Regions from separate parts of the Homo sapiens genome. Here regions 1 and 2 are each linked to region 3. Evidence: chromatin loops called from intact Hi-C (ENCODE). Cell type or tissue: mammary epithelial cell. All regions are shown on one strand.

Region 1 (8,000 bases), 110 kb after region 3:
TAGACAAAGTAAACATTGGTCCTTTTTCAGAAATGCCCTGGATTTCATAAAAGACTGGAACAAATCAGCATTGTCTATAACTAAATGCCTACTTTGTGCTAGACAGTGATCAAATTCTACCTCTTGTGCTCTCTTCGATTCTCACAAAAGCATTTAGAGTCCAGGCATGGTGGTATGTACCCGTGGTCCCAGCTACTAGGGAGGTTGAAGTGGGAGGATTGCTTGAGTCCAGGAGTTTTGGGCTGTAGTGCACTAAACCGATCAGGTGTCTGCATTAAGTTTGGCATCAATATAGTGACCTCCCAGGAGTGAGGGACCACCAGGTTGCCTAAGTAGGAGTGAACCAGAGCAGGTCAGAACTCCCATTTTGAGCATTAGTAGGATCGTACCTGTGAATAGCCACTGCACTCCTGTCTGGTTAACATAGCAAGACCCTTGCCTCTTTCAAAACTTTAATTCTTTTTTTAATTTAAATTTTTACATATTTTTATCTTTTTTTTTTTTTTTTTTTGAGACAGAGTCTCTCACTATCGCCCACGCTGGAGCTCAGTGGCGCGATCTCAGCTCACTGCAACCTCCGCCTCCCGGGTTCAAGCGATTCTCCTGCCTCAGCCTCCCGAGTAGCTGGGATTACAGGTGCCTGCCACCACGCCCAGCTAACTTTTTGTATTTTTAGTAGAGACAGCATTTCACCATGTTGGCCAGGCTGGTCTCGAACTCCTGACCTTGTGATTCGCCCACCTCAGCCTCCCAAAGTGTTGGGATTACAGGCGTGAGCCACCACGCCCTGCTTTTTTATCTTCAAAATAGAGACAGGGTCTCACTGTGTTACCCAGGCTGGTCTCGCTCTCTTGGGTTCAAGCGATCTGCCTGCCTTGGCCTCTTGAAGTGCTGGGATTATAGGTGTGAATCACTATTCCTGGCCAACCCAGGCTCTTTTTAAATCATACTATGTTGTCTTTTGGGTGGAAACTGAAGTAGAAGCAGCAGTACCAAAGTGTTAGGAAAAGGGATAATCGCATTATAGGACTGGCTTTTCTAGCTATCAACAGATTCTTCCCAACCCCCAAGTGTATTCGGCTTGTGTAATAGTCTTGGTACACCTTTTGATATTGGTATGTTAATTTCCTCTGGGATGGTAAACTATATGGTCTGTGGGTTTTGGGGAAAGTTACTGTGTGAGGAATTTTTTTTCTTGACTTCTTTTCTTTTTTTGAGACAAGAGTTTTGCTCTTATTGCCCAGGCTGGTGTGCAATGGCGTGATCTTGGCTCACTGCAACCTCCTTCTCCCGGGTTCAAACGATTCTCCTGCCTCAGCCTCCTGAGTAGATGGGATTACAGGCGCCCGCCACCACGCCCTTCTAAATTTTGTATTTTTATTAGAGATGGGGTTTCACTGTGTTGGCCAGGATGGTCTCGACCTCCTGACCTCAGGTGATCCACCTGCTTCTGCTTCCCAAAGTGCTGGGATTAGAGACTTGAGCCACCGTGCCCGGCCGAGGAATTTTTTTTCTGCTGAGAGAAGGGATATAAAGGAGAAACTTTCCCATATTAGCTCAAATGATTTAGAAATAAATTTTGTCTCAATATTATGTTCCTTTTGTAGAAAGTTGTTTAGGTCAAGAGTAAATAGCTCAGATTTTTCCGTCTTTCTGCTTTCTACTTGAGTCAGGTTATTATGGCATGTGTTCAAATCATTCCCATCTAAATAAACCTTTTTTTTTTTTTTTTTTTTTTGAGATGGAGTTTCACTCTTGTTGCCCAGGCTGGAGTGCAATAGCTCGAACTCAGCTCACCACAACCTCCTGCCTCCCGGGTTCAAGTGATCCTCCCTCCTCAGCCTCCTGAGTAGCTAGGATTACAGGCAGGTGCCACCATGCCCGACTGCTTCAGCCTCCCAAAGTACTGGGATTACACGCATGAGCCACCGTGCCTGGCTGAATTTTGGGTTTTTAAATAGCTTTATCGAGGTATTATTTAAACACCATAACATTCACCCATTGAAATTGTACAATTCAGGCTAGATGCGGTGGCTCACATCCATAATTCCAGCACTTTGAGTGGCCGAAGCAGGCGGATCACTTGAGGTCAGGAGTTCGAGACCAGCCTGGCCAACATGGTGAAACCCCGTCTCTACTAAAAATACAAAAATTGGTGGCGCATGCCTGTAATCCTAGTTACCGGGGAGGCTGAGGCCGAAGAATGGCTTGAACCCAGGAGACAGGTTGCAGCGAGCCGATATCACACCACTGCACTCCAGCCTGCAAGACAGAGTGAGACTCCATCTCAAAAAAAAAAAAAATTGTACAATTCAGTGATTTTTTTTTTTTTTTTTTTTTTTGAGATGGTATCTCACTCTGTTACCCAGGTGGGAGTGCAGTGGTGCAATCACGGTTCACTGCAGCCTCAACCTTCTGGGCTCAAGGGATCCTCTCATTTCAGCCTCCCAAGTAGCTAGGACTACAGGTGCAAGCCACCATGCCTGAGTAATTTTTAAATCTTCTGTGGAGACAGGAGTCTTGCTATGTTGCTTAGGCTGGTCTTTGAACTGTTGGGCTCAAGTGATCTGCTCACCTTAGCCTCCCAAAGTGCTGAGATTACAGGCGTGAGTCACTGCGCCCAGCCCAATTAAATTATTATTATTGTTTTTTTTTGAGATAGAGTCTCAGTCTGTTGCCCAGACTGGAATGCAGTGGTGCAGTCTTGGCTCACTACAACCGCAGCCTCCCAGATTCAAGCAGTTCTCATGCCCTAGCCTCCTGCGTAGCTGGGACTGCAGGTGTGCACCACCAAGCCCAGCTAATTTTTGTATTTTTAGTGGAGACAGGGTTTTGCAATATTGACCAGGCTGGTCTCGAACTCCTGAGTGCCTCTCAAAGTGCTGGGATTACAGGCGTTAGCCACTGTGCCTGGCTCCAATTAAATGATTTGGAATAAATTTATAGAGCTATGCAACCACCACTATGATCCAGTTTCAGAACATTTTTGTGTCCCCCAAAATTCTCTTGATTCCCATTTGTAGTTAATTACAACTCCCTCCCTCAGCCCCAGGCATTCACTGATCTGCTTTTTTTTTTTTTTTTTTTTTTGAGACAGAGTCTGGCTTTTTCGCCCAGGCAGGAGTGGCACAATCTCAGCTCACTGCAACCTCCCCTTCCCGGGCTCAAGCAATTCTCCTGCCTCAGCCTCCCGAGTAGCTGGGACTACAGATGTGTACCACCACACCAAGCTAATTTTTGTAATTTTAGTAGAGACACGGTTTCACTGTGTTGGCCAGGCTGGTCTCAAACTCCTGACCTCAAGTGATCTGCCTGCCTCGGCCTCCCAGAGTGCTGGGATTACAGGTGTGAGCCACCGTGCCCGGCTGATCTGCTTTCTGTCTCTATAAATTTGTCTTTCCCAGACATTTCATGTAAATGGAATTAGTATGTAGTATCTTGTGTCTTATTTCTTTCACTTAGTATAATGTTTTTGGGGTTCTTCCAAGTTGTAGCATGTTTTAATATTTTGCTTATTGTTGTTGGATAATATTCCTTTGTATGGATATACCACATTTTGTTTTTCCATGTCACCATCCATTGATGAACATTTGAATTTGTTTTCTGTTTTTGGCTATTAAAATGCTGCTGTAAACAATTGTAAATAAGTCTTTGTGTGGGCTTTTTTTTTTTTTTCATTTTTCCTGGGTAGAAATCTAGGATCAAATTTGTTATCTTCTTTAAAGCATAGGGTTTCTCTGTCCTTTTTGTCCGAATGTCCTCTTTGAAATAAGGCATTGGATTTTTTTCCTCATTCTTTACCCCCCCCTTTTTTTTTTAATTTTCCCATTTTTCTTACCCAGGGAGCACAATACTTGGGAACCTGAGAAAAACTTGGATTGCCCTGAGCTAATTTCTGAATTTATGAAAAAGTATAAGAAGATGAAGGAGGGTGAAAATAATAAACCCAGGGAGAAGTCAGAAAGTAACAAGAGGAAATCCAATTTCTCAAACAGTGCCGATGACATCAAATCTAAAAAAAAGAGAGAGGTAAGCTTCCTTTCCCTTTTCCCCAAAAACTATTCTTTTGCCACCAAAATAATAATAATAAATAAAAGTATCATATTTTGGTTATTTCTATTGTAAGGATGGACCTATAAGGTAAATTGTTGAACAAAAGAGCTTCCAGGGAGGTATGTTGATTACAGCTCCCTCTCCTGGCTAAGTGAGAAATGTAATTTGTGGCCACTGGATTGTATTAAGGGGGCAAAATTAAATCTTTGTAAAATGTTAAACCACTCCTCTGCCTTCTCCATAAGTAGAAGACTTAGTTATCTTAGAGAAGGAGGATCATTGGTGAATTTTTTAAGAATAGAAAGGGGCTTTGAAATGTTTTGTTTTGTTTTGAGACAGAGTCTTGCTCTGTTGCCCAGGCTGGAGTGCAGTGGCTGGATCTCAGCTCACTGCAATCTCCAACTCCCGGCTTTAAGCGATTCTCATGCCTCAGTAGTAGCTGGGATTATAGGCACATGCCACCACACCTGGCTGATTTTTTTTTTTTTTTTTTTTTTTTTGAGACAGAGTCTTGCTGTCACCCAGGCTGGAGTGCAGTGGCACTATCTTGGCTCACTGCAAGCTCTGCCTCCCGGGTTCACGCCATTCTCCTCCCTCAGCCTCCCGAGTAGCTGGGACTACAGGCGCCTGCCACCACGCCCAGCTAATTTTTTTGTATTTTTAGTAGAGACGGGGTTTTACCATGTTAGCCAGGATGGTCTTGATAATTTTTGTATTTTTAATAGAGACGGGGTTTCGCCATGTTGGTCAGGCTGGTCTTGAACTCCTGACCTCGTGATCCGCCTGCCTTGGCCTCCCAAAGTGTTGAGATTATAGACGTGAGCCACCATGCCCAGCCGGGGCTTTGAAATGTTTACCATTTCACTTCCTTTTTTCTTTTTTTTTGGAGACAGAATATCGCTCTGTCACCCAGGCTTGAGTGCAATAGTGCGATCTTGGCTCACTGGAACTTCCACCTCCTGTGTTCAAGCAGTTCTCCTGCCTCAGCCTCCCAAGTAGCTGGGATTACAGGCACACGCCACCATGCCCAGCTAATTTTTTGTATCTTTAGTAGAGACGGGGTTTCACCATGTTGGCCGGGCTGGTCTCAAACCCCTTACCTTGTGATCCATCCACCTTGGCCTCCCAAAGTGTTGGGATTACAGGCGTGAGCCACCGCGCCCGGCCCTTTCTTTTTTTTTTTTTTTTTTTTTTTTTTTTTTTTTGAGACGGAGTCTCGCTCTGTCGCACAGGCCGGACTGCGGACTGCAGTGGCGCAATCTCGGCTCACTGCAAGCTCTGCCTCCCGGGTTCACGCCATTCTCCTGCCTCAGCCTCCCGAGTAGCTGGGACTACAGGCGCCCGCCACCGCGCCCGGCTAATTTTTTGTATTTTTAGTAGAGACGGGGTTTCACCTTGTTAGCCAGGATGGTCTCGATCTCCTGACCTCATGATCCACCCGCCTCGGCCTCCCAAAGTGCTGGGATTACAGGCGTGAGCCACCGCGCCCGGCCCCGGCCCTTTCTTTTGTTCCAGTGATAGCATTTGTTTTCAATCCTTGATAATCTTTTTTTTGCAGTGAAAATCATATAATATACAATTAAATATTTTATTTATTTATTTATTTTGAGACAGAGTCTTGTTCTGTCACTCAGGCTGGAGTGCATGGGCGTGATCTCGGCTTACTGCACCCTCACCTCCTGGGTTCAAGTGATTCTCCTGTTTCAGCCTTCTGAGTAGTTGGGATTACAGGCATGTGCCACCATAGCCAGATAATTTTTGTATTTTTATTTTTATTTTTTATTTATTTTTTTGAGACGGAGTTTCACTCTTGTTGCCCAGGCTGGAGTTCAATGGCATGATCTTGGCTCACTGCACCCTCCATCTCCTGGGTTCAAGTGATTCTTCTGCCTCAGCCTTCCAGAGTAGTTGGGATTACAGACATGCACCACCATGCCCAGCTAATTTTGTATTTTTAGTAGAGAGGGTGTTTCTCCATGTTGGTCAGGGTGGTCTTGAACTCCCTAACTCAGGTGATCCACCTGCCTTGGCCTCCCAAAGTGTTGGGATTACAGGTGTGAGCCACCATGCCTGGCTCAATTAACAATTTTAAAATGTACAGTTCAGTGGCATTTATATTCTCTTGATCTATTATTTCTACATACTTGGCGTACAAAATTAATTTTTGTCTTTTGAATCTTCTTCAGTTTGGGAAGTGTATTTATGAAATTTTGGTTTGATTTAGTTGCTTTAATCCTTCTGATCTTTAGCTCTCAAGTAAGTAGCATAAGCACTGTTATTGCCTCTCTCTCTTTTCATCTGTGTGTGGGCGCATAAATACACACACTCTACCACCTCCTCCCGCCCCCAGCTTCCATTCCTTTTATTTATTTCAAGGTTATGAAGCCTTTTGTGGTGAAGGATGTATCATACACTTTACATTTCATAAAAGCGTAAGTCTACTTCGGAATCTTCCAGCCTTCCAGAGTAGCTGCCACAATCATCCCTATGTATCTTCATTCTAATTAGATTTATACCTTTCTAGAGCATTAGTTCTCAATGCTACACATTATAATCACCTGGGGGGTACGTTAAAAAAAAAAAAAAATCTCCAGTGCCTAAGATGCACCCCAGACCAGTAAAATTAGAATTTTTTTTTTTTCTTTTTTTTTTGAGACATAGTCTCACTCTGTTGCCCAGGCTGGAGTGCAGTGGCACAATCTCACTGCAACCTCTGCCTCCTGGGTTCAAGCGATTCTCCTGCTTCACCCTCCCTAGTAGCTGGGACTACAGGCACATGCCACCATGCCTGGCTAATTTTTTGTATTTTTAGTAGAGATGGGGTTTCACCGTGTTAGCCAGAATGGTCTCAATCTCCTGACCTCGTTATCCGCCCATCTTGGCCTCTCAAAGTGCTGTGATTACAGGCATGAGCCACCACACCTGGCCTCTGTCATTTTTAAAAAGGAGCAGTCTGAATAATCTGGCTTGGAGCCACTGGCCAGTGCACAGAGTTTTGTTCCTAGGCCAGGTTCTGAAGCTGCCGACCTTGAAAACAACCCCCACATGTCCCTTACATCATAATGTTCATCTGGGACCCCTGATAGCATTCTTAGCAGTACTGGCTGCTGTCAGGTAGACAGCTGGAAAGATAGGTGATTGTATGTTTTAAAGGTATAGGAGGGGATTGTGTTTATTTCTTAAGACCACTGGAGAAGAAATTTGTTAGTTTGCATTATGCCTGATTTAAGATTACTGCCTGTATGATGATTTTAGCATTTTCTTCGCCCTGGCTCCTTTTCAGCAGCTTGAACGTTTTTCTTCCATTCGCCTCCTCTTCCCTCCCTATGTAGCAAACTGTTTTCAGTTGCCAGTTATGATTTACAACTTAGTCCATGCACCAGCATTCCAGCTGTGAGCAGCTGTGTGCACATCTGGGAACTTCTTCCCCTTAAGCACCCCCAAAAGAGGCTATGTTTTTAAAAGTCAGTATCTCTCATTGATCCACGCGTGGAATGTCCTTCCAATTGTGAATTTTGGTATCTTTGGGGACCACCCGGACCCCAAATGCTTTGTATGTCTCAGAGGAAAGCAGGTGAACATAAGATCAAAGAGATTTTATTATGAAAATCGGGCAGTAGAGATTTAGTTCATTTGGGCATCTCTAAATCTTTTTTTTGTGTGTGTGTTGCCACTAGAGAGGCTAGCATTATCTTCCATAATAAAGTTTTTTCAAATTACCTAGTTTGGGCCGGGTGCGGTGGCTCACGCCTGTAATCCCAGCACTTTGGGAGGCTGAGGCGTGTGGATCACTTGAGGCCAGGAGTTCAAGACCAGTGTGGTCAACATGGTGAAACCCTGTCTCGACTAAAAATACAAAAAATTAGCCAGGCGTAGCCGGGTGTGATGGCTCACATCTGTAATCTCAGCACTTTGGGAGGCCGAGGCAGGGTGGATCACCTGAGGCT
Region 2 (8,000 bases), 150 kb after region 3:
CACAATCTTGGGCCAAGATGCGTAAGGACCCAAAAAGTACCAAGAGGAGGGGCTCTTCCATGGGATGTCATGTAAAGGCTGCTTGGGACCACCAGAGCCCTGGGTATCTATGTGTGCCTGAAATAGTCAAGGCCTCACTCATTTATTCAGTATTTGAGTATCTCCTGGTCTTCAGACTTTGTGCCCAGAAGTGGGATACAGCAAAGAACAGACATATTCTCTGTCTTAAGTGAGAGCTCACAATTTGGTAAGTGCAACTGACCAAATGTTTTTGCAGTAAGTGCTAATAGATGTCATTATCAATTGCCAGGGGTGAGAGGAATCTCAGAGGTCTTTCCAAAGGAAAGAACGTCTGTGCAATGATTTTCAAAGAATGTGTCTGTCAAACAGACAAGAGGGCAGAAGAGCAGTCCAGGTGGAAGCAAGGTGCAGGTAAGTCCAGGCAGAGTGAGAGAGCTCATGAGGAGCTTAGGGACCCTCAGAGCAGTTTTGTGTAACCGAAGCGCTGGCTGTTGTGTGCCTGAGTCTGGCCATGATGCAGAAGATAAGGCTAGAGAAGGGGGATGCTGACAGAACGTCAGGGGCTTTCTTTGGCAAGGGTGAACAATATAAGCTTTATTCTGCAAGCCTGGGAGTCCAGAGTTTTTAGCTGTTGACCTCCATTAGACCAATTTTTTAGCAAGGTAACCCCAGAGGCAGGACTACCACCTAAGAGGCTATGCACCAGTCCTAGCAGGAAAATCCCACCAGAAGCCCCTGGTCCAAGGCGTCAGGTAAAGATGAGCGCATTCAGGAGACATTGACCAAGTCGAGTCCAAGAGAAATGGAGGAACCAGAATCTGAGATTGCAGGCTTGGCCTGCGCCAGTGCGAGACAGACATGCCCAGAAGGTGGCTCGAGCCAGGGGAGCCGGGTCCGGGCAGGACTGATCCAGCGGTTACTCAGGGAGGCGTGAGAACGCGCCAGTACCCGGGACGTGAACAGCCGCGGCGGAGGCGCGCAGGGAGAACGCCTGCCCCGCGTGGGGCCTGCTCGCCCAGAGCCGCCAGCCACGAATTTATGGCCCAAAGCCGAATGCAGCTGTGCGCAGCTGGGTATGCAAATGTATGCAAATTCGCGCTGCCCGGCCCGGGCTAGGTTGCGAGCGGAGTCAAAGGGTGGGGGAAGGGGCGCAGCATTGTTACTGTTCTTGCGCTCCCAGAGGAGTTCAGACGCGGTGCGGGAGGGGATGCAGGGGGAAGAAATACATCTTCCCTGTCCTGACCGTCCCGCCTCAGGACCGTGACAATCTATCGGGACGAGCGTGGGTTCCCTCCATGTCCTCAATGACTTGTGCCCTCACGCCCTCAGCCCCACCCTGCGTAAGATGCGTGCAGGAGGAAGGGTCCTGACACCCAGAATACCTGAGCCCCTGTTGGTCTGAGCGTCCTTCCTTCACTGCGAGCGGGAAGGAGCCGCAGGGTGGGTAGATGATCCCACACCCGCCCGGGTCTCCCAGAATTACCCCTCCCCATAGCCAGGGAGGGGGTCGTCCGGAAGACCTGATTTCTTTCATCCCTTTATTGTGACCCGTCCTTCTGCCTCCCATCCGCTTCTTGAGAAGTCCCTACAGAAGTCTAACCATAGTCACATTTGCTATTGTTTCTGTTTTATTTTTCCGGGTGGTTTAGTGAGAAGATTATTCCCAAAGTCCCAAATGTTGGGTTCTGAGGGTGTGGGAGTGGGGCCTGGGCATCAACTCCCGCCCCCTCTCCCCCACCCAACGACCAAAGAATAAGTCCCCACGCTAGGCAAGAACTGGAAGGGAGTCTGGGCTGAGGCTGTCATCTCCCGGCTCTGGCTTGTTTTTTTTCCCGCTTTTTTTTTTTTCCCTTGCTGACTCTTCCCACAATGGCCACAAGGGGTCTTCCTTGCGCTAAGAATGGGAAATCCGGCGTCAGGTTTGAGCGCTGTGAGGGTGGGGCGCCTAGCGATGCTTCCTCTCCGCGGTTTCCGAGCGCCGAGACCTGCAGGCGTCCCACCTCCCCGCCCCTCCTCGGTGGCTTCACTCAGTCGCAGACGACTTCAGTTCTCTTACCCCACGCTCCAGACTGGAGATTGGCATTTCAAGATCTCCTGCTCCTTCCCCTAAGCCTATGGAGCAACCGGAGGGCTGTGAGCTGAGACAAGAATTCGGGCCAGACATATAGTAGGCGCTCAATAAATGCTTTTCAGATGAATGACAATGTGGCAGTGTCCTGTTCAGAAGCTTGGGCAGGGAAGAGATGACTCGGGTGAGTTGAGCAGGACACCCCTCCTCCCAAAGCAAGAGGGTGCCAAGAGGCGGCTCAACTCCCTACCAGGGAAACTGAGGCCATCTGTGGGACTTACATATTGATACAGCAGGGGAGGTTCTGAAGTGACAGGGGCAATTAGAAGGGAGGGGTTAGCCAATCAGAAAGCTGTCATGGATTGATCTGACGTCGGAAGGCGGGAAAAACGGAAGATCCAGGCCCCTAAAGGAAAGCTTTGTTAGAACGGGAAAATGGGATGTGAGCGTGGAAAAGGGGCTGGAGATTTGGATTGTTTAGCTCAGAGAAGGAAAGTTAAGGCAGCCCCTTTCTCCTGTGAGGTCAGAAGTTGTTAGGTTTAGCTGAAGCTGCAGCAGGAGGAAGGGTGGTCAGACACCAGGAAGGACTTCCCCGTTGGAGTCAGACGTGGTGGCAGAGGGTGAAGGGGTGATGACGTCGTTCCCGGGGTGGGAGGTGAGTTATCTGAAACCCTCTTATAATGGGAACCCGTCAGGGGTGGTGGGGGCGGGAGATACAGTTAAGGGTTAGATGCAGTAGGTGGAAGCTTAGGTGAAGTCGGCTGCCCTTCCCCCACGGAAGCGGCTGCAGGGCCCGAGAGGTGGGAGGTTCCTGACCAGGTGCTCTCACGCTCACTGCCCACCTGGATGGACACCTGGGTGGTCCCGCCACACACCCCCACTCAGGGCTTGCAGGAAGTCCTTCCCCAGCCGGATGGGGCGAGGTGTGTTTGGATGAACCGTAGCCTCGGGTTGCACCCGGGTGGCGCAGACCTCCTCGAAGACCCTCACGTGGGCTCCCGTGGCAACTCGCCAGTCCCATCCCCTAGCTTTGGCGCATTCAGGGCCGCTCCTGAAATGTCCTCCCTGCAACCCTAGAAAAGGCTCCTCTGGGAAGCTTGCCCTGTTCTCGCCAGCCTGGTCAGAAATCCTATGGCTCTTCTACTTTGTTTCTCTGGGTGACCTGGGTGAGCAGGAACCACACCTTGATTAGCACATAGTAGGGACACCAAATAAAGTTTTGGGTGGAGGCCTGGCTTTAAATCATGCACTGTCCTAGCTGTGTGACCTCGGTTTGAAGCCCCATGTCCTGATCCGTGAAATGGGTACTTCTGTCTTGCTCACTTCTTAGGCTTTTTTTTTTTTTTTTTTTTTTTGAGACAGAGTTTTGCTCTTGTCGTCCAGGCTGGAGTGCAATGGCACGGTCTCGGCTCACTGCAACCTCTGCCTCCCAGGTTCAAGCGATCCTCCTGCCTCAGCCTCCCAAGTAACTGGGATTACAGGTGCGTGCCACCACGCGCAGCCAATTTTTTTATTTTTAGTAGAGACAGGGGTTTCACCATGTTGGCCAGGCTGGTCTCAAACTCCTGACCTCAGGTAATCTACCCGCACCGGGCTCCCAAAATGGTGGGATTACAGGCGTGAGCCACCGTGCCTGGCCTTCTTACGCTATTTAAAGGACTATGTGCCTGAAATAACCAAAGGGAAAGCATTTTGTTTTATGCAAATGCAGGCTGTGGGAGTCCAAGCCATGCAGACACCCGTGTGCACAGGGGTGGGTACACCCACATTCACACAGGTTGAATCTCTTGGAGGGGCTAGGTCCGCGTCTTTGGAGGCAATCAAGCAAAAGCTGGAGATGGTAGGCGGGGGGGCCAGCTAGGGAGAGCTAGCTGTCAGATGCCAGAGAGGGAACCCAAGAATGCGAGGGGTGGTCCCCAGAACTGGCTATCCTAGACCCAGGATCCGATTCTCCAGGGCGGGATCCCAGTTCCCTGGAGGATTCTGGGTACAGGCCAGTGGGCCTGGACCCTGGCGCAGAAACACGGGACCGAAGACCCCGCTGTGGGAGCCCCGAGTCGGGGCTGCCCGGCAGAGGGCGCCCAGGCTGGCTCGGGCACAGCGCTATAGCCATCTTCGGGTGCGGCCCGCCTCCTATTGCGCCCTCTGCTGGCCAACAAGGACACTATCGCGCTGCCTGTCTTCAGTGCCCACAAAATGGGCGGGGTTCTGCTAATTCAGGGGCTGTTGGCCACGCCTCTTCTGCTGAAGCCTCCTGCATCCTGGACGCCAGAACTCCCAGCCAGGCCTGGCTCTAACTCCTCCACCCTTCAACTCCTTGTGGAGAAGGGAGCTCCTCTCCATCCTTCAAAAGGTGAATCCAAGTACCAGGTTGCCTGCCCAGCTCCACACTCACGCTCGACCGGGGAGGGTGATGAGAAGAATCCCCAGCAGCGTCACGCTTAGGGTATCTTTATATCCAGATTATGGAGGTTTAAAATTCAACCTGCCTGCTCCCAGCTGCCTGGCCACTGCCTGGTCCCAGCCTGTCAGTCCTTCAGGATGTCTTAGCTTGGGCATGTTCCAGCCTTCTCATTGGACCCCCTGCCTACTGTCTCTCCTCTCCACTTACCAAAATTATCTTTCTAAAACACAAATTGGCCGGGCGCGGTGGTTCACGCCTGTAATCCCAGCACTCTGGGAGGCCGAAGTGGGTGGATCACTTGAGGTCAGGAGTACGAGACCAGCCTGTCAACATGGCAAAACCCCGTCTCTATTAAAAATACAAAAATTAGCCTGGTGTGGTGGCGTGCCCCTGTAATCCCAGCTACTCGGGAGGCTGAGGCAGGAGAATCGCTTGAACCCGAGAGGCAGAGGTTGCAGTGAGCCGAGATGGCACCATTGCACTCCAGCCTGGGTGACAGAGCCAGACTCTGTCTGAAACAAAACAAAACGAAAGCAATAACAAAAAACACAAATCAGTGTAGGTCACTCTTTTACTTTAATCTCCAGTAGATCCCCATTGCCTAGGAGAAAAGGTCCAGACTCCTTCTTAGCCCATCTCCATCTTTTATGTTTGGCCAAATCTAAGCCTCTGATCTCATCAGATCACTTCTTTGCCTACTCGAAATTCTCCAAACACATCCTGCTCTTTCTTTGTTTCTTTTTTTGACAGGGTCTTGATCTGTCACTCAGGCTGGAGTGCAGTGGTGCGATCTCAGCTCACTTGCAGCCTCAGCCTCTGGGTCTCAAGCCATCCTCCTGCCTCAGCCTTCCTAGCAGCTGGGACTACATACGTGCTCCACTGTGCCCAGCTAATCACATCCTGGATTTTGATCTCTATTTGGTAAATTTCTACTCATTCCTCAAGGCCTAGTTCAAATATCCCCTTGCTGGGCATTCTTTTCTCTAACACCCCCAGGAAGCATGTTTCTGTGCCCCCATGGACTTTGTACTCGCCTCCTTTTTATGGCATTTATCCTGGGGCATTATCTATTCACAAATCGGTTCCCCCCAGCTCCACTAGAACTTGAGCATCACTAGGTCCGAGTCTGATTCTTATCCATCCTAGTACATACTGGGAATCCAATCTAGAGCTGCTTGGCCAAGGACCCACTGGTGCCTCAGCCCCAGATTGGGAGAAGTCGTGTCTCATGTCTGCCCCGGGCCTAGAACATGGCAGAGATGCCTCTGCCTGTTCACAAACTGACTAGACAAGCCAGTTTTCTCATTCCCTCACTCCTGGGGTGAGCCTCTGCTTCCCTCCTCACTTCCTAGGAGATCAGTCATCCTTTCTTTCTCCTTGCTATTTGCTCCCTTCCCTGCTAGGGGGCAGGTACTCCAGAGCCTCTGGGTTCTGGGGACCTAAATTGAAGTCTGATTCAGAGGTTTATTTCTTAAGAGCTCAGAAACTGATGGTAGGGGAGACTTCTCCCCTCTGCAGAGTCCCAAAGATTCCCCACTGATTCTTGGGCCCTACTCCAAGTCAGCCTCCCCACCCCAGAATTTACCTAGTCCTTGCTTGTCTAGCCTGGGGCTTGGGGGCAAAATCATAAATTTGGGAGACAAGAGGCGAGATAAAGATCATTTGTTGAAAATGGTGTCATCAATCATTTGCTGGAGAGAATACATCTAAGAATTCCCCAAACCTGGGTGCTCAGATGCACCCCCTCAAGCTCCCTGTTATGCTCCCCTATCCCAATGTCCCTGGCCTCCCTGGTCAGCTCTTTTCCTGGGCTTGAGGTTACCTGGTCATTTTTGTTTCATTCTTTCCGGTCTGCATTCTCAGAAAGCCCTCGGGCCCTTTCCTACCTTGGGAGGGTCTCAGGATGGAGAATTTCATCCCCCATCCTTCCCAGCCCACACTAATGATCATATTTCTGAAACAGCCTGGAGGGGAGATTCCTAAACTCCTAGTTGTAGAGTTTCAGGCTGAGGATGAACAGATAAATAATGGCTTGCCAAATTAATTAATTATTTTATTAGCCTGAGTAATTATTAATCAGGTCATTAATCACCCAGTTGTGCACTATGAATAGTAATTATGTGGTTGGGGGTGGGGGACGACAGTGGTGGAGCAACTTATGGTTTTAAGGTCTGGCAATATATGGACCTTCTCTTGGTCCTAGGAAGATTTCAGAGGATTTATGGGCTCCATCTCTCCCCTCACCCTCACACCCATGCTTAGAGATTAGGAACAGAATGGGATCTACCTGGATCCTTTTGCAAAGGCAGACATCAATTTCATCCTTCCCCTCTTGACTTCCAGAGTTCAGAAGGATGGAGAACATGGAGGCAGAGACATGTACATGGAGATGAAAGTGAAGAGAACGTGCTCTTGTGAGTGTGTGTGCGAGTGTGTGTATGTGTGCGTGTGTGTATGTGTGTGTGAGCGTGTGGTGTGTGTGTGAGTGTGAGTGTGTGAGTGTATGGTGTGTGTGAATATGTGTGAGTGTGTGAATGTGTGTGCGTGTGTGGTGTGAGTGTATGTGAGTGTATGAATGTGTGTGAGTGTGCGAGTGTGTGAGTGCCTGAATGTGTGTGAGTGTGTGTGTCAATGTGTGTGAGTGTGCATGTGTGTGTACCAGGGTGAGACTGAGACAGAAGCAATTCCTAAATGTGCCAGACGTCTCCACGGCCTCAATTTGACTGGTCATTTGATATAAGAGAGCAATGCTGGGATTCACTAAAAATTTTGCCTTTGAACCTCATGTTTTGGGAGGTATAGATGCCACCAGAAGCAAGGAAAAATAGAGGAGGCTGAAAACAGAGACAGGAGGAAGTGCAAGGTGAGACAGGAAATAAGTGGAAGAGGGAAGGAGGAAAAGTAGAATGAGCTCTTTACCTTTGAATTGACTTTATGTTTTTGTCTTGCTGGGATGGGTGGTATTCCCTTCCGGGCCTTCTTTTCCACACTCCCCATCCTACTCAGGACCTTCTCTTTCCTGAGATTTGGAGTGGGCTCCAGCTTCAGAATCTTTCTCCTCGAGCTATTTCCAAAGACTCTGTCCACTGCCCTGTAGGGTTGGAAGGAGGGGAGTGAGGATAAAAAGAGATGGTGAAGTGATGGCAGGTTACACTCATCCTTGACACCAGGAAATCATTCTGCAAGTCCCACCTCCATGCCTCCTACTGTTTGGAGATCCCATCAACTCATATCCCTGTGTGGTATCCCTTTGGATAACAGTAAACTCCTGCCTCTCAAGGTGCCCCTTTCTCCAGACCTCCTTTTCCCTGGGCCAGGTGCTCCCAGATCCCCTTCCTTCCACTGCTCACTTGGGGAGGGGGCACTGATCATGCTTTTCACCCCCCTAAGGCCCTCTGCTCATAGCCCCTTTTACTTTCTGTTTATGGTAAATTTCACCCTTATTTACAGTGGGTCCCGCTTTGTTTATGACCTGCTTGAGGTCAGTTTTATTTTTGTATCTCCAGT
Region 3 (8,000 bases):
AACAGAGAAGCCTAGATTTCACTAGCCGAAGCAAAATGAGTAGGACCGGAGGTGGTGAAGGAAGTGGCTGGGATTGGGTAATGGGGGAGTTTCTTATTCTTTCAGTGGACTATAATAGGATACATAAGAGCAGGATGTCTCCTGCTTGAAGCCTAACTGTCCACCAGAAAGGACTGCTCTTTGGGTGAGTTGAACTTCTTCCATTATAGAAAGAATTGAAGGCTGAGAAACTCAGGTAAGCACTTTTGTTGTGGGTATACTTTTACCTTCTTGGTCTCCTCATCTCCCAGGTGGTAACAAACAGAAATGACTAAAGCCTATATGTGTGTGTAGTGGAAAGGAGCAGAGGGAACTGAATACAGAGAGGATCCTGAATACACGATGCTGAATAGAGAGAGGGGACTCCTGGGGGTCTTTGGGGATGGGGAAGGAATTAAAAAAGTTGGAGGGCACTGGGTTTACTGAGAGCAGCGGGATGGATATAGAAGAGGACTGAGGTTTGGAGCAGAATAAGACTAAGATATTTAGGCAAGAGATATTTAGATAAAAACTTGGGGAAATATTTGAGAATGGGAAAGGACTAAGAGAACCTAAGGAGAGAGTTAGGGATCTTGAGATGAAGAGGCCTGGGAATGGTTCAGGAGGATACTGAATTAAGGTGAGGTCCAGGAACAGTTTAGATGTCCAGGGTCCCAGAACTGTTCAAGAGATCTAAGTTGAATGCTAGGTTCTGATTCCCTCTTCCTCTTCCACCCTCTGCCTCTTTAGCCTCTATCATGTGGAACAGCTCTGACGCCAACTTCTCCTGCTACCATGAGTCTGTGCTGGGCTATCGTTATGTTGCAGTTAGCTGGGGGGTGGTGGTGGCTGTGACAGGCACCGTGGGCAATGTGCTCACCCTACTGGCCTTGGCCATCCAGCCCAAGCTCCGTACCCGATTCAACCTGCTCATAGCCAACCTCACACTGGCTGATCTCCTCTACTGCACGCTCCTTCAGCCCTTCTCTGTGGACACCTACCTCCACCTGCACTGGCGCACCGGTGCCACCTTCTGCAGGGTATTTGGGCTCCTCCTTTTTGCCTCCAATTCTGTCTCCATCCTGACCCTCTGCCTCATCGCACTGGGACGCTACCTCCTCATTGCCCACCCTAAGCTTTTTCCCCAAGTTTTCAGTGCCAAGGGGATAGTGCTGGCACTGGTGAGCACCTGGGTTGTGGGCGTGGCCAGCTTTGCTCCCCTCTGGCCTATTTATATCCTGGTACCTGTAGTCTGCACCTGCAGCTTTGACCGCATCCGAGGCCGGCCTTACACCACCATCCTCATGGGCATCTACTTTGTGCTTGGGCTCAGCAGTGTTGGCATCTTCTATTGCCTCATCCACCGCCAGGTCAAACGAGCAGCACAGGCACTGGACCAATACAAGTTGCGACAGGCAAGCATCCACTCCAACCATGTGGCCAGGACTGATGAGGCCATGCCTGGTCGTTTCCAGGAGCTGGACAGCAGGTTAGCATCAGGAGGACCCAGTGAGGGGATTTCATCTGAGCCAGTCAGTGCTGCCACCACCCAGACCCTGGAAGGGGACTCATCAGAAGTGGGAGACCAGATCAACAGCAAGAGAGCTAAGCAGATGGCAGAGAAAAGCCCTCCAGAAGCATCTGCCAAAGCCCAGCCAATTAAAGGAGCCAGAAGAGCTCCGGATTCTTCATCGGAATTTGGGAAGGTGACTCGAATGTGTTTTGCTGTGTTCCTCTGCTTTGCCCTGAGCTACATCCCCTTCTTGCTGCTCAACATTCTGGATGCCAGAGTCCAGGCTCCCCGGGTGGTCCACATGCTTGCTGCCAACCTCACCTGGCTCAATGGTTGCATCAACCCTGTGCTCTATGCAGCCATGAACCGCCAATTCCGCCAAGCATATGGCTCCATTTTAAAAAGAGGGCCCCGGAGTTTCCATAGGCTCCATTAGAACTGTGACCCTAGTCACCAGAATTCAGGACTGTCTCCTCCAGGACCAAAGTGGCCAGGTAATAGGAGAATAGGTGAAATAACACATGTGGGCATTTTCACAACAATCTCTCCCCAGCCTCCCAAATCAAGTCTCTCCATCACTTGATCAATGTTTCAGCCCTAGACTGCCCAAGGAGTATTATTAATTATTAATAAATGAATTCTGTGCTTTTAATGCTCAGGTGTGGTCTCTGGGGAAGAAGGAAACAGGTCACGGTTAGGCTCAGGGGCCAGGCTAGGAGGAGACCATACTATTCCATCCCTCCTGCATGACGAAATCCTGTCACCATGTGCATGCTCACACATATCCCTAAAGCACCTGTGGCCACCAGGAGCTGGAACCTAATACCTAAGGATTCAGGGGTACCTAGGTCAAAGCAGGAGCAGGAAGCAGCTGGCCTGGGACATAGCCTTTAGAAGAGGGGTTTCTAGGTAATAAAACATGTGAGGTGATTTAAGAGGATTAGCCTGCCTTTTTGTTTAATTTCCCAGAAATGGCCTCTGCCCCTAACCACTGCTGCCAGGATCCGCCATCCCTACAAACAAGTTTATTCAGCTCAAAAAAGTTTTATAATCCAGCTTTGATATCTACTCCAGTGGGACCAGTCCCCCAGCCCTCACTCTGTGCGAAGGGAATGGTCATGGAGGAGGACTCCTTGGTCTGTAGAAATGGAACTGAGCTTAGTTAAGGCAAAGGCAGAAAAAGGTTCCAGCTGCCCTGGCAGGGTCCTGCCCATGGGGCTAATTCACCTGAGTCCCAGGCCCTCAGTTGCCTTGCATTTGTCATCTGGACTTATGAAAGCAAGAGAACAGGCCTGGTGGGGTGTCTCACACTTGTAATCCTAGCACTTTGGGAGGCGGAGGTGGGCAGATCACCTAAGGTCAGGAGTTCAAGACCAGCCTGGCCAACGTGGTGAAACCCCGTCTCTACTAAAATACAAAAATTATGGGCCAGGCACGGTGGCTCATGCCTGTAATCCCAGCACTGTGGGAGGCAGAGGCAGGTGGATCACCTGAGGTCAGGAGTTCGAGACCAGCCTGACCAACACAGAGAAACCCCATCTCTACTAAAAATAGAAAAATTAGCCCGGCATGGTGGCGCATGCCTGTGATCCCAGCTACTCAGAAGGCTGAGGCAGGAGAATCGCTTGAACCCGGGAGGTGGAGGGTACAGTGAGCCGAGATCACGCCATTGCACTCCAGCCTGGGCAACAAGAGTGAAACTCTGTCTCAAAATAATAATAATAAATAAATAAAATAAAATACAAAAATTAACCGGGCATGATGGCGGGTGCCTGTAATCCCAGCTACTCGGGAGGCTGAGACGGGAGAATCGCTTGAACCCAGGAGACAGTGGTTGCAGTGAACCGAGATCGCGCCACTGCACTCCGGCCTGGGTGGCTGAGCGAGACTCTGTCTCAAACAAAAAAAAAAGAAAAGAAAAAGAAAGCAGGAAAACAAAGACTCTAGTTAAAAGGGCTCAGGGGCCAGGCTAGGAAACCATACCATTCCTTCCCTCCAGAATGACCAAATCCTGTCACAATGTGCGTGCTTACACACATCCTTAAAGCACCTGTGGCCACCAGGTGACGCTGGTTCTCTGCGTTTCCTTTCTGGCTTCCCAGTTGAGGACACAAGGCAGGACTGGGAATCCAGAGACCCCTGACCAGGGAGTAGAGACCCAGGGATCTTCACCCTCCCTTTCCCCCAAAGCTTAGGAAGAAAAGTGAAGAATGAGACATTTATTATTCATGAGATATTCCTGTCTACTTGAGGTGGGGCTGGGGGAAGTAGCGGTGTGGGCACTGGGGTGGCACTGGGGATGGAATGTGAGTCATGCTGACCTTAATGCTCTGGCTGCATGTTGTCCCCTCCCTCCCCCAAGTCCATGGTTTGAGAGAACAAAGTAAAATCTGAAGATATTAAGGGCAGAAAGAACCACAGTTGGGGTGGACAGATTGATACCCTCACATGCAACACACTTCTAGGGTCCAGGAATCCTGACTCCTAATATGGAACATGCACTTTTGGTTGTCCTCCTTCCACGAAAGTCACAGGAGCCTAAACCAAATCAAGCTGGGGCTACTAAGGCAGGGGTCCAGGTAAACTGTTGGACCAATGAAGAACAACAGTTTATGGGTGTAGAGACAAAGGTTTCAGTCAAGGCTCTCTCATAGTTAGCTCTCGGAACTTGAGCAGATCTCTGGACCACTCTGGGGCTCAGATTTTATCATCTGTACAAAGCGGGGTGCGGGGTACACTCTTAACACGTGCCCAGTGCAGTTCCCTGTACATATATTATTTCATGTAATCCTCACAAAATTACCATGAAGTATCTATTATAATTTCTTTCTTACAAATGTGAAAACTGAAGCACAAATAGGTTAAGTAATTTGTCCAAGGCCGAATGCCTAGTACGTTGTAAGACCGTGATTTGAGGGCAGAGTCTCAAATCCGCCTTTCTAAAACTAGGATCAAGTGTCCAGATGATCCCTAACTGTCCTTCCTATTCAGACCTTCTAAGATTCTGAAAGTTGACAACTCTGAAGAGTTGTAAAAGGATTCACTTTACATGTCCTTAGAAGGCAAATCACAACGGTGTCAAGTAGAAAGGTGAAGCAATAGGGATTGAGGTTAGACCTCAGAAAGGACTTCCCAATTATCAGTCGCTGGGGGGAAAAAAAAAAAACTCAGGAGACACAGAAGGAAATCCTGGGGTCTAAGACCATAGAGGACAGATCTTAGCAAAAAAGCAGCCACCCGCCACGGCCCACACATCCACCCCAGCCCCTAATTTCAATAAGGGCTGAATGAGGGGAATGAAACTGAAGAAAAGCCAGGCTTTCTTGAGGCCTTCTCTCTCTTGCGGTTGTGCTTGGCGAGTGAGGCCATGCACTGGGTCCCTCGTGGTGCGTTGCTCATGCGTGTCTCGGGATGTGTGTGTGTTTGGAGGCCCTTTATGCTCACGAGTGTGAGTCACTGTCTGTCTCTCTTTGTCTCTTTATCTCTGTCAGTCTCTCGCCCGAGTCCGAGCTCTATCCCTGACTTTCTGACGCTATCTCTCACTGCCTCTCTTTGTCTCTTTCCATCTGTCCGTCTCTCCTGTAGGCTGTCTTCATCTCCTGTACCTCTGTTATCGCCTTTTTTTTTCTCCTAAGCTCGTCTCTCCAATCCCCGCTGCCGCGCTCCCCCCGCCCCCTCCCCAGTCGCCCGCCCGGGCTGTTCTTGCTCGTTCGCACGCTCTCTCTCTTTCGCTGTCTCTTACAGGCAGATTTATGGTCAGCCCAGGGCCTTTCATTGGCCAAGCGCTGACAGAACTTGATTTAACGCCGCCTCTCATTGGCTGAGCTTGACAGGCCGATTTACGAGTCACTCTACCATTGGCCAAACCACCTTGGCCCTGATTTATGGCTCAGCAGCCGCGGGGAGGGGGGTGCAGCTGCTAGGGAGTGAGGAGTGAGGATGCCCCTCCCCTCCCCTTCCCGCCGCGTCCCTCCTCCTCTCCCCCGCTTTTTTCCCCTCTTTCCCTCCCCTCAAGGAATGGCGCTCCCTCTACCTGTTCCTCAGGCCCCCTCCTCCCTTCTCTTTCGTCCACTGGGAGGGGAAACTGGGGTGTGGTGGTAACGGGAACTGAAGGGATGATGGGGTCTGAGGGTACACATGGGCCGAGGAGTCGAGTTTGAGGGGTGTGGATGGGGGCCGACAGGGAGAGCAGAGGAGACTGAACAGGGAGAGAGGATTCCGAGCTGAGGAACGAAGGGGAAACTGAGAGGGCAAAAGGATGACAGAAAGAAAGGAAGGTTGAGGAGAGAAGGAAGGCAGGGGAAGAGAGAGAGGGTTAAGGAGCTAAATGGGGGGTTGGGTAATTTGTCCAAGATCCGAGAAGAAAGAAGGAGAGATGAAGAGAAAGGACACATTTGAGGGGCCACACGGGCTGAAGCAGGGAAATCGGGCATCGAGAGAGGGACTTTTCAAATCTCACTATCCAGACTGAATAAGAGACGGAAATTTCCTTTTCACACAATGGCTCTGAAAAGGAAAAGCATTAGAGAAGCAAAGACAGAGAAAGGCGCAATAGGGAGGTGAGAGAGAGGGAGAAGCAGGAAAGGACAACTGGAAGGTAATAGCAAAGAAAAGAGAGAGGGAGAGCGACAGAGAACTAATGGGAAAGACCAGGAGGAAGGTAGGTTTTTGGTTTTTTGTTTGTTTTTAGGGGAGGGAGGAAAGGTGCCGTGAGAGAAGACTACTCCCCAACGGAAATATTGACAGAAAGGCTCCTCCTCCTCCCCTATGAAGACCCATTGGCGTCTGCAAGGGGACAGACGAGTCAGGCGCCTCCCCCAGGAGATATTCTGCTTCCTCAAGGCTGCAGTAAGCTCCCCATCCCATGCACCTCACTCCTCCCCTTGCCCACCTCCCCAGTTAAATTTATGAGTCCAGGGTGGCCTTCAGGAATTAGGAATATTTATGCTTCTTTGAGAGTGAGATTTAGAAGGTGATAAATAAGGGTCCACTGGGGGGTGCAGCTGGGGGCTCCTATTTTTAACATGGCCATTTTCCCAAGGCCCCACCCACACATTCCCTCTCCTCCTGAGCCAGAGAAGGAAGCACAGACGGAGGTGAGGAATGGGTTTCAGGTATCAGGAAGAGGGGTTGACTATCCTGTAGAGCCCCTCAGAGGACTGCAGAGCTTTGCAGCAGAAAGGATTGAAGGCAGATAGGGGAGGAACTTTCCAAGCATCCTGGCATTCGTATAGCCCCTAGTGTGCAGTTACAACATTTTTGCAGAAGGTGGGGAGAAGCCCATTTCCCCCCTGTCCCCTTAAGCTCAGTTGCTGAGGAATAGGGGAGATAAGCCAGAAAATTCAGAGGCAGATTTCTCTGGCCTGTCACCATCCTCACAGGAAAGGAAGATTTGAAATCCCCCACCTCCACAGACCACAGCCTGGATCCCTGGGAAAGGAGGCTAGGAATGTGGGGCTCAGGGCATCTCCTAGGAGTCTTGGCCTCCAACCTGCCCACCCTCACTGCTGCTGAGAATTAAAAACAGCCAATACTTCTTGACATCCCTTGCTCTGGGCCTCCAGGAAATTGAGAAGGGGTGGTGGATCTGCCTATGGATCCACATACCTTCTGCAGCCCTCAGCTCTAGAAGCCATGTGTCTGTGACCCCCCAACCCAGTGAAAGGGCTTGTTCTGGGTTTGGGTGGGTAGTGAACAAAGATGGAGGTCCATAATATAAGGGAGACCTAAGGAAAACAGAGCTGGGGAAGAGTCACACATCGCCCCCATCCCCCATGCCCTCCAACCGCTATGGCCTTAGCAAGGCTGGCCACAATGCACATGCGTACATACACTAGACTGCTGCCTGGAGTGGCAGGAGGGAGGGAAGGGTCTAGACTGGCCCTTTAAGAGCCACTTAGGGTCAGAAAGCTTGGGCTACAGAGAGGGGAAGGAGCTGATGTCAGAAGACGGATGGGCAGCAAGATGGGGATTGATGCTAATGGGGGAGTTAAAGCTAAGTACCCAGACACTCAGAGGGCAGAACTGCAGATCTGTCTTCCTTATGCTCACCCCCTCTCCAAACCAAGGCTGTAAATCTGCCTCTTCAACTGGGGGAAGGGGGACTGAGGAAAAAAGACATGCTCTCTTCTCCCCTTTCCTGTTTCTTCCTTACTTGGTGTGCCCACACCACCCCCCTCCACCCAATTCTTTTGTCCTCTCCCATTCTCTTGCAATCCACAACCCCTTCCCACTAAAATTTCCAATTTTGGGCTTTGCATCAGAAATTGACAGAATGGTTTCAGCTTGCAGAGGAGTTTAAGAGAGACCACAAGTTTTCCCTCACCAGACCCGGGTGGGAATGCTTGGTGGGATTGTGGTGAGAAACTGGTAGATTGGTAACTCCCAGATCCCTCAGTTTCTCATCCTTCCACTGTCTTCTCACTCGGAGGTAACTCTAGCAGCCGTCTTCCAGGACAATAGGGTAAAG

The links. Hi-C counts contacts between places; a loop is a spot of excess contacts. Peaks named below come from ENCODE experiments on the same cell type or tissue, not always from the same donor. Only the 100,000 strongest peaks of a DNase experiment are listed, where the experiment ranks them.
Region 1: it touches region 3 in a loop (10-fold over the local background); 48 of 110 quality-filtered maps call a loop at or near these places.
Region 2: a loop joins it to region 3, with 11 times the contacts of the local background. A loop is called at or near these places in 99 of 110 quality-filtered maps.

The regions. Positions count from the first base shown.
Region 1 is chr12:54,248,070-54,256,069 of GRCh38, reverse strand. It overlaps CBX5 (chromobox 5), which reads left to right. Exons shown (of 5, transcript NM_012117.3): 3 at 3,843-4,029. It also overlaps the pseudogene RN7SL390P. Among named protein-coding and RNA genes, the nearest start is that of SCAT2, 11 kb to the left of the region's middle. RefSeq lists a silencer at 6,865-7,064. In mammary epithelial cell, a CTCF peak has its summit at 4,189 (motif pointing left); no DNase peak of the experiment used is centred here.
Region 2 is chr12:54,211,116-54,219,115 of GRCh38, reverse strand. No RefSeq gene overlaps it. Among named protein-coding and RNA genes, the nearest start is that of MIR3198-2, 16 kb to the left of the region's middle. RefSeq lists silencers at 1,080-1,129, 2,931-3,116. In mammary epithelial cell, CTCF peaks have their summits at 1,900 (motif pointing right) and 4,169 (motif pointing right); DNase peaks (open chromatin) are centred at 1,925 and 4,245; H3K4me3 peaks cover 1,057 bases; H3K27ac peaks cover 443 bases.
Region 3 is chr12:54,356,628-54,364,627 of GRCh38, reverse strand. It overlaps GPR84 (G protein-coupled receptor 84), which reads left to right and starts at 142. Exons shown (of 2, transcript NM_020370.3): 1 at 142-235; 2 at 769-2,183. The coding sequence starts at 777. The coding sequence ends at 1,967. The region is part of intron 1 of GPR84-AS1 (GPR84, ZNF385A, ITGA5 and GTSF1 antisense RNA 1); the gene reads right to left. RefSeq lists enhancers at 124-213, 5,209-6,033, 6,034-6,858, 6,859-7,684 and silencers at 5,002-5,181, 5,332-5,401, 5,412-5,651. In mammary epithelial cell, a CTCF peak has its summit at 3,597 (motif pointing right); DNase peaks (open chromatin) are centred at 3,597, 4,987 and 5,327; H3K4me3 peaks cover 1,343 bases; H3K27ac peaks cover 1,781 bases.